2 separate regions of the Homo sapiens genome follow, and region 2 is linked to region 1. A link is a contact called in ENCODE Hi-C or POLR2A ChIA-PET data. All regions are on one chromosome and are shown on one strand. The core of a region is the stretch at or near the end of the contact, and the rest is flanking DNA. Distances in the headings are between cores, read along the strand shown. Region 1 overlaps ARHGAP10 (Rho GTPase activating protein 10). Region 2 overlaps ARHGAP10 (Rho GTPase activating protein 10).

Evidence for each region. A loop is a pair of places that touch in the nucleus more often than their neighbours do. ChIA-PET counts read pairs that join two places held with the same protein, here RNA polymerase II (POLR2A). Pooled maps may share reads with other maps.
Region 2: a loop to region 1 is called in a pooled map, with 4 times the contacts of the local background. The contact joins two enhancer-like sites. A Hi-C loop is called at or near these places in 1 of 168 maps with a recorded cell type or tissue (mesothelial cell of epicardium), 2 of 37 single-sample maps with no recorded cell type and 4 of 50 pooled maps. POLR2A ChIA-PET finds 5 or more read pairs at or near these places in 3 of 52 experiments (A673, T-cell and activated T-cell).

Annotation. Positions count from the first base shown.
Region 1 is chr4:147,751,493-147,756,197 of GRCh38, forward strand. All of the region lies in intron 1 of ARHGAP10 (Rho GTPase activating protein 10), which reads left to right. Among named protein-coding and RNA genes, the nearest start is that of ARHGAP10, 22 kb to the left of the region's middle. Within about 2 kb of position 2,644, at least 4 of the 41 ENCODE cell types and tissues checked have a DNase peak (open chromatin) inside an H3K27ac peak, as active enhancers do.
Region 2 is chr4:147,862,672-147,867,376 of GRCh38, forward strand. ARHGAP10 (Rho GTPase activating protein 10) reads left to right here. Exons shown (of 23, transcript NM_024605.4): 6 at 2,175-2,285; 7 at 4,041-4,145. Among named protein-coding and RNA genes, the nearest start is that of MIR4799, 82 kb to the left of the region's middle. RefSeq lists an enhancer at 4,127-4,705 and silencers at 4,234-4,458, 4,257-4,306. Within about 2 kb of position 2,065, at least 6 of the 41 ENCODE cell types and tissues checked have a DNase peak (open chromatin) inside an H3K27ac peak, as active enhancers do.

The DNA of each region.
Region 1 (4,705 bases), core at 1,394-3,893:
AGCTGGGATGACAGGCGCATGCTACCACGCCTGGCCATTTTTTTTGTATTTTTAGTAGAGATGGGGTTTCACCATGTTGGCCAGGCTGGTCTTGAACTCCTGGCCTCAAGTGATGTGCCTACCTCCGGCCCCCTAAAGTACTGGGATTACAGGTGTGAGCCACTGCACCTGGCCTTTTTTTGCTTTTTTTGGAGCACTTGTGTTTCAGAGACTGTGCCCAGTGTTTTCACAGGAGTTAGCATTTCTCACAGCAGTCCTCTGATAGTTAATCTCGTAATAATTGCCATTTTGCAATTTAAGAACGTGGGTTTAGAGAGGTTGACATTTGCCCGAGGGTACTCATCTAGGTAGCTGAGGCTCCTGCAAGTTATACACTTTCTGAAGCCTTTAGTTTTTTTTTTTTTTTTTTTTTAAGATGGAGTGTTGCTCTGCCATCAGGTTGGAGTGCAGTGGCATGATCTCGACTCACTGCCACCTCTGACTCCCAGGTTCAAGCAATTCTCCTGCCTCAGCCTCCTGAGTAGCTAGGACTATAGGCGTGCGCCACCACACCCAGCTAATTTTGTATTTTTAGTAGAGACAGGGTTTCACCATATTGGCCAGGATGGTCTTGATCTCCTAACCTCATGATCTGCCTGCCTTGGCCTCCCAAAGTGCTGGAATTACAGGCATGAGCCACAACGCCTGGCCAAGCCTTTAGTATTATAGAAGAGCATGCATTATTGTCATTGATACAGTATTTCACAGATCTGATTTGGGGTGTTATCTTGTGTAAAGTCGTGGGGTTGTAATGTCTGCAAAGCTTACTTTCGGGAAATTAAAAATTTTCTATCAAGTGATAGAAACTTCCTTTAAGCTATTAAAAGTTATAGGAAAGGAAGTCATTTTCATATAATCTGGAATAGTGGCTGTGCTATTTTATTTGCATTACAAAAAATTGAAAAAAACGCTATTGTTTGCTTTTAAACAAAGCAGACTTTAAAAAGTAATGTTACTGTTAATGATTTAATAGAGGGTACACAGGTTTAATCTGTACTCACAGTTTGATCTTTTTTTTTTTTTTGGTGACGGGGTCTCATTTGTTGCTTAGGCTGGCGTGATCTTGGCTCACTGCAACCTCCACCTCCTGGGCTCAAGTGATTCTTGTGCCTCAGCCTCCCGAGTAGCTGGAATTACAGGTGTGCGCCGCCATGCCTGGCTGATTTCTGTATTTTAGTAGAGACGGAGTTTTGCCATGTTGGCCAGGCTGGTCTCAAATTCCTGACCTCAAGTGATCCTCCCACCTTGGCCTCCCAAAGTGCCGGGATTACAGGCGTGAGCTGCCGCACCTGGCCTGCTTTACTATTAATGCTGATCTGGGCCTTTGATTAAATTTGCTGCTTATCTCATGCCTGTGTTGCCATTTTATTTTCTTCCCAAATAATAGCCATTCCTTTTATTTTTAGAAGTATTTTTATTCTCTTTGGTGATGGTATTCTCAATGTATTTAATCTGAAGTAAATTTTCTCCAGATTCACCTATGAGGAGCCTGCTACCCAGAAGGTTAAGAATTTTGTCCAAAGTCATATGGCAAAGTAATAGTATCAGTGAAGACACTGTAGTCAGTTTTAAAACATTTCAGAGTTTAGCCAGTAAATACTGAATTTAGTAAACCTCAATTTGCGTATGGAAAGCTGGAAATAAAACTCGTCTCCTGACTGCTGTGTTGGAGCTGGAAGGAATGTCCAACCTTCTTACACCATAGATAAGGAAACATGAAACATGCCTGCAGCGGCCACTTAGATATATCTGCTCTGTCCTGTCAGTTCAGGAAGCTCATTTCTAGTGTTGAGTTTACTCTGAAGTCAATTTTCTTTTCTTTTCTTTTTTTTTTTTGAGACACAGTCTGTTGTCCAGGCTGGAGTACAGTGATGTGATCTCGGCTCACTACAACCTCTGCCTCCTGGGTTCAAGCGATTCTCCTGCCTCAGCCTCCTGAGTAGCTGGGGCTATAGGTGTGCACCACCGTACCTGGCTAATTTTTTGGTTTTTTTTTTTTTTTAGTGGAGATGGAGTTTCACCATGTTGGCCAGGTTGGTCTTGAACTCCTGACCTCAGGTGATCTGCCTGCCTCAGCCTCCCAGAGTGCTGGGATTACAGGCGTGAGCCACTGCCCCTGGCCTGAAGTCAATTTTCTTATGTTTGTTTGCAGTGAACAAGTAATTAAGGAAATGAACCAGTAAATGAGAAAATTATATTTGAGAGAATGATTTTTTTCCCCTTTCGAAACTATTTTCATGATGCTCACGTATTCATGAATGTTGAAAATTTACATTGGGATGAGAGTGAGAGAGTATTGAGGCTGCACCGTTTAATAATTCCACATGTATGAGAGTCCTTCCTCTTGATGCTTAATTTGTGGTTAGAGAGATTAACAAATTGAGCAAAGATGATGTGACATTATTTCATAGTTTGGGGCTTCCATTCATCTGCTACTACTCGTTCTAAGAAAGACCTAACGTTCCTAAAAACTTTGATACCCCTCACCTTGCCTGTGTTCCAGGTTCCAGTAAACTCCTGGCTTACTGAGGGCAGTGTCTGTCTTTCGTCCTCCAGCAGTGTCTAGAACAGTGCCTTGCTCATAGGCACTGAGTCAGTACCCATCTGGCTCCTGGAATGTTTGAGTTGGAAGTCCCAGAAGTCTAGAATGTTTATTTAGGTTAAGCTAAGAAGCAGATGCAAGTTGAGGGAATTCAGGGCCTTTAATTCTTGTTCTGTTTCCAGGTGTCATTTACATAAGGCATACGATGCCTTTTGTAAGTAACTCCATACCATTTGTTGCTATTGTAGTTCCTCTTGCAAATTCCTGCTGAGTACTTTGATGCACAGGAGGTGAAAGGGGCTAGAAAGCTGTTTTGGCCTTAGTTGAGTTGATGAAACTTCAGAACGTTAAGACAGGCTTAGAAAGGAGTCAGTGTTCTGGGGCACAGTTGGGATAGTGTTCAAAACTACTGAGGGCCCCAAACTGCCTCCAGATAGAAAGAAAAGCTCAGTGGGGGTTGTTAGAAATTTAGTTCCTTTGGATGAATTTCTGTTGTCTTTCCTTGATGATAGTTTATATTCAACATACTGAATGTAATTGTATTCAATTTTTTTTTTTGTCTTTCACCAGCTAGAGAATTTGGGTGAAATTTTACTGTTACACATGTGCATTAGCACTGAATTTGTTTAACATAAAGCAAAATAACAGGAAAAAGACAAATATAAATGATTTTGCTACATAAGTTGTACATTCTTCTGTTAGAATTATAATGAAGTCCCTGAAGAAATATTAAAATCCGGCTGGGCGTGGTAGCTCACGTCTGTAATCCCAGCACTTTGGGAGGTGGAGGCGGCTGGATCACCTGAGGTCAGGAGCTCGAGACCAGCCTGACCAACATGGTGAAACCCTGTCTCTACTAAAAAATGCAAAAATTAGCGGACGCCTATAGTCCCAGCTACTTGAGAGGCTGAGGCAGGAGAATTGCTTGAACCCAGGAAATGGAGGTTGCAGTGAACCGAGACTGCGCAGTTGCACTACAGTCTGGGCGACAAGAGTGAAACTCCGTCTCAAAAAAAAAAAAAAATTCTTTCAAAATGACTGCTTTAAAAACATTCCAAACAATAAGGATATAATAAAAGCAAACTTATTATTTAAGTAAAACCAAAGATGTAACATTTGAAGTTTTTGTTATTTTAAGAACAAAAATATCATTTTGTTCTCATTAAAATTTTTACTTATTTTTACTTGTTAAATTTTCTCTTACATAACCAGTCTTTTGTGATCAACTCAGTCTGGGCGTTCTGTGTTCATGGCATTTCTTCCCAGTTAATTCATTCTAGAAAACTGCAAGGTGTTTTGTTCCATCTGACTGTTTGTAAACAGGAAGGGACCCTAGCTACTCGGGAGGCTGAGGCAGGAGAATCGCTTGAACTCAGGAGGCGGAGGTTGCGGTGAGCCGAGATCACGCCATTGCACTCCAGCCTGGGCAACAAGAGTGAAACTCCGTCTCAAAAAAAGGGAAAGAAAAAAAAATACCAGTTCCATGTTATCAAGAAGAAAGAGAGGGCTGTTTTGGAAAACACTAACATCATTGGCCTTTTCTTTGGCGAGCTGCTGGAATATTTTAGGAAGTAGCTGTACTTTTGCTCTTATAAACACAGTTAAATAGATACTGCCTCTTGTCCTTCTCTTGCCCTTATATAGTGTAGGTGATATTTTTCTATTTGGCTCTTTTAGAAGCTGGACTATCACGAAAGAAGGTGGGGTGTGGGTGTGTGTGAGTGGTTGTGGGTGTGTGTGTGTAGTGCATTATGAGTCAGCCTCTGTGGCTGTTTGCTGTGTATTTTGTCCTTGTTTTGTATTATTTCACATATGTGTTGAGGAGCAATGCATCAGTAATGAATGTAACAGAAGAGCTGCATGTAACAGAATAGCCAGTTATCAACTGGCTTTTAGACCTTGACCCTGTTGGTAATTTTTTTTTTCTGTCACATAATAAGTCAATAGTAGGTGGTTGCTGGCTAGTTGTCAGTGGTGAGGATTCTAAAAATTTCTTGCCTTTTTCCTCATGGTTGCAAGATGGCCTAGTCATTACACCCACCCACTTACTAGGAGGCAAAAAAAAAAAAAAAGAAAAAAAAGAAAGGGAGGATCTGTATCCAAGGCTTTCCCAGGACTCTCCAG
Region 2 (4,705 bases), core at 815-3,314, 110 kb after region 1:
GATAGAGGTTGACTGGTAATGCAAGGGTAATTACAGTAGCAAGAACAACCAGGAGAGAGAATTTACTAAAAGATAAAATCAAATTGATAAATCTGATGCTGGTATAAATTTCTTCAAGAGCCTTTGCAGTAATAACAAATGAGGAAATCACCCTTCTTATGTCTTTATTAAATAGTCAACAAAATTACAGTGTTTTTGCTGGGAGATGTGCCAACTAACTGCTGATGGCTGAACTATCAAACTCTGGTTATTGGAGGCACAAAAATATGATTCAGATGAGTGTTAGGTAGAAATTCTCATTTTAGCTTAGTAATATATATTAAAGTATTTGCTGAAATGGTTTTTATTACATTTTGAAATGTGTTTCAAATGTGTTAAATGCTTTTCAAAAACAACACATTTTTGGTTATAAAACGTGAATAAAATTTCAATAAAATGTATGATTTTATTTTAAAGTCTATGGCCCAGTGGTATTAAGTACATTCACATTGTTTTGCAACTGTCACCACCATGCATCTCCAGGGCTTTTTAAAAAATCTTCCCAGACTGCAGCTCTGTACCTATTAACAATAACTCTCCATTCTCCCCTGCTCCAGCTCCTGGCAGCCGTCGTTCTGCTTTCAGTTTCTATGAATTTAACTACTCTAGGTGTCTCATGTGAGTGGGATCATATAGTATCTGTCCCTTTGTGACTAGTTTATTTCACTTAGCCTGATGTCCTCAAGGTTTATCCATGTTGTAGTATGTATCAGAATTTCCTTCCTGTCTAAGGCTGAATAATATTCTGTTATACATATGGATTGGCTACATTTTATTTACTCATCCATCCATCCATGGGCATTGGGGTCACTTTGCCCCCTGCTGCTATGAACAGGGGTGTACACATATCTGTTCGAGTCTCTGCTTTCAGTTCTTTTGGGTATATGCCCAGCTGTAGAATTGCTGGGTCATGTGGTAATACTATTTTTCATTTGAGGGAAAAATTTATTTTAATTTTTTGCTGGGAGTTGTGCCTGTTAACTGCTGGTGGCTGAACTATTGAATTCTGGTTAATGAAGCCACAAAAATATGATTTTGAGGAGTGTTAGGTAGAAATGTTCATGTTAGCTTAGTAACACGTTATGTTTCAATATTATTTTACTTAAAGCACTATTTTTCACAGTGCTTGTACCATCTTGCATTCCCACTAATGATGCACAAGGGTTTCAGTTTCTTGACATCCTCACCAACACCACTACTTTTCTTTTTTGTACAGTAGCCACCCTAGTGAGTGTGAGGTGGCATCTCCTTGTGAGTTTGATTTGCATCCTAATGATGAGCGATGTTGAGTGTCTTTTCACATGCTTATTGGCCTTTTGTATATCCTCTCTGGAGAAATGCCCAGATAAATATTTTTAAGAGTAAAATTAGCTAAGTTAGGAAAAATATCACATGATACCTAGTAAGAATGGTTTCTTGGACATGAGTTCTCTCTCCACTATTCTCTGTGGAGTCCTGCTCTTCTCCCAGTTCCTTTCTAGTTAGGCAAGCTAAGCTGGAAGCTTTTTTTGGAATAGCGTCCTGACCAGCTGGTGCCCCCTTCTCTCCCAGGGGATCAGACGTTCTGAGGGCCGCAGATGGGCGTCCAGCCCTGGCCCGCCTTTGAGAGCCGGGTTCTTGAGATGCTGCCATGGCTGGCTCCTTCTCACTTGCCGCCATCACTCCCTGAGCGCTGAGGTGCTGGGCCCTTTCTCAGGCAGACTTTATTCCTAGAGGATTTGTTCATCGAAATGTTTGTTGATTGTGATTGCATGTGGTTCAGCCTTGGGGCATCAGTTGTGGTTGGGGTGAGTTTTTCAAGAAGAGAAGTCCCTTTGATCTTCAGTTCTTGGGGGTCAACTTCAACAAACAGAGTAGGAGTCACAAGCTTTTTCTGCAAAGAAACTGATAGTAAATATTTTAGACTTCTGTGGACCATAAAGTTCCTGTTGCACCTGCTCAATTCTGCTGTTGCAGCAGGAAAGTAGCTGCAGACAATACATAAATGAATTGTCGTACCTGTGTTGCAATACTTTATTTACAAAATCAGGCAGCACACCGTATTTTGGCCCATGGACCACAGTGTGATGACCTCTGATGTAGCGTTTCACTTTTCACCATCTCCAGTTTGACTAACCTCTGTGATTTTAACATAGGCAGATATCCAAGTAGAGCAGAACCGGCAACACTTCTATGAACTGTCTCTCGAGTATGTGTGTAAGCTGCAGGAAATCCAAGAAAGAAAGAAGTTTGAGTTTGTGGAACCTGTGAGTATTGCCAAGTTGTTTGCTGGTGGATTTTTGCAATGTAAGATAAGTATTTATTTTCCTAGATCTGATTTATGGTTTATAGTTACTAGAGGCCATAGTGCATAAACATGAAAGAGACATATTAAAAAGGGCAGACACAGATAGCCATGAAGTCAAGGAATTGCCTCTAAATCAGTGGTTCTCAGCTGTATTTGCACTGATAATACACGTAATATTCCCATTGCTACATGATCTCAAGGAAGGCAACCATGTGCAATTTCTGCCACCTTAGCCTATAGCTCTATCTTTTAAAAATTTCTCTGAAATAATTTATACTAGAATGAGTGAACATGGGTTGTTTATACCGGTTCAAACTTTGGTACTTTAAACAATCGTTTGTAACATGACTTCAAACACAATTCACAATGCTTATGGCAATCTAAGTTTAGAAGCAGGATATGGAACATTTGAGACAATTTTGTGAGTTACTCTAACATTTCTTTTTACTTATATTAGAAACACATGATTTTTGTTTGTGATTATATAGATGTTTTCTAGTAGCTTCAGTTGTTTATATATGAAGATGTATGCACATGAATGTATATATCATAATGTAAAGGATATTTCATGTGGATTTCAGCAAAAAAACACTGGATCTCATTCTCAGGATTCATTTTAATTTTAATATCGACTTATTGAATGGTTTCTTTTTCTTAAACAGCTTTATTAAGATAATATTCACACAGTATACAATTTACTCATTGTGAGTATGGTTTATAGAAACAAGAATAACCAAGTAATGATTAAAAATGAGCATTTGTGGAGCTATGGTTTAGTTGGAGCGATAGTCATTAACCTAAACCATTAGAGAAAAACTCAACCTCCTCAAAGCTTTCTTTTTAATGTGAAATAATAATAATGGCCTGCTTTTATTGGGCATTTATAATGCTCAGTCTCTGTTCAAGCCATTGTTCTAAGTGTTGTACCGAACTCATTATTCCACACTATAACTCAATGAGGAGATAAGGAAATAGAAGTAGAGAAAGGCTGAGTAATTTGCCTAAGGTCCCATAACAGGTCATGGCTGACGTTGGGAATGGAGCCTGCTGGGTGTCAGAGCCCCAGATTCCTAACCACCCACGGTGTGGCATTTGGAAGAAAATGAATCTCAAGATTTCCTTAACTGTCTCCCCAGATCACTTCTTTTTACTTCTAGATTTATTGACTTACATGTGGAGCAGAGGCAACAGCCCTCTAATTCAGAGACAGGTTGGGAGTTGGTAGGAAAGTAAAGGTTTAATTACGGGTTTGAGGCTGCCCCTGGCAAGTCATGGAATATCTTTGTCAACAAAACACAGGGGTTGCAGTCTGCTGGATGTGGCTGGGGAGAGCCTGGAGCTCTTTGATTCTGTGATTTTACTTTCTTAAAGATTGTGTCAACCTATAGTGATAAGATTTCAATTACAAATATTGGGATTCTCCTGACTAAAGAGGACAAATGGATGACTTAATAATTCAATTTTTCCTGCAGAACATGCCATATAAGCTGTCTAATGGCTGTGATATTTAAGGGAAAAAAGCATCATTTTCTATAAAGACCAATTAATAGATAATATGTACTTGTGTTTACTTGAATATTAGTGACTTCCCTTTAATCAGTTTATTTCAGTGGAATAACAGTGAGATGGCGGGGGGAACACTTGGTTGTTTATATGATTCTTTTTTTCTCCTGAGTTTTTTTGTGCTAATATCTCTTTTCTTCCTGTGTCTTAGATGCTGTCATTTTTTCAGGGGATGTTTACCTTCTATCATCAGGGCCATGAACTTGCCAAAGACTTCAATCACTACAAAATGGAACTACAGATCAACATTCAGAATGTAAGGAAGTGAAAGCTTTCTTTATAAAAAGATGTTTGAAAAGTATTTTTCATTTGTGTGTTGTATGAAAAGCCTTAATTAAATGAAGACAATGCTGATCTGTTTGTACTGAGAAACTGAGGGTATGCTGCCACCTGCTGGTCAACTCTTGGTGTGACCAACTGCTCTACAGTTGGTTGAGGCTTGGGAAATTCTGCCACCTGGCGGCTTTTCCTGCAGTTTCTGGGTCAATTCTAAGGATAAGCTTTGTTATGTTAACTCTAAATCAGCTATGTCTGCTACAGACAAAAGAGCACTCCACTTTAAGGCATTGAATTTATAATGCACTACTTAACTGGGCATCTTGATTTTTGTTCCCAGATAGGCTTATCATTTGAGTAGAATTTCTTCCCTACATTTTATGCATATTTACTAATGCATTGGTGTTTACAGTTGCTATTGGTCTTGAATATTTTCCTTTGGAAAATGTGTGCTTTCTGCCAGGTCTCGGATAAAGAGATTTAGGAGAATGTTATTAAGCAGTACACTATATGTCATTTTGATCAGGTGGTATATGTTTT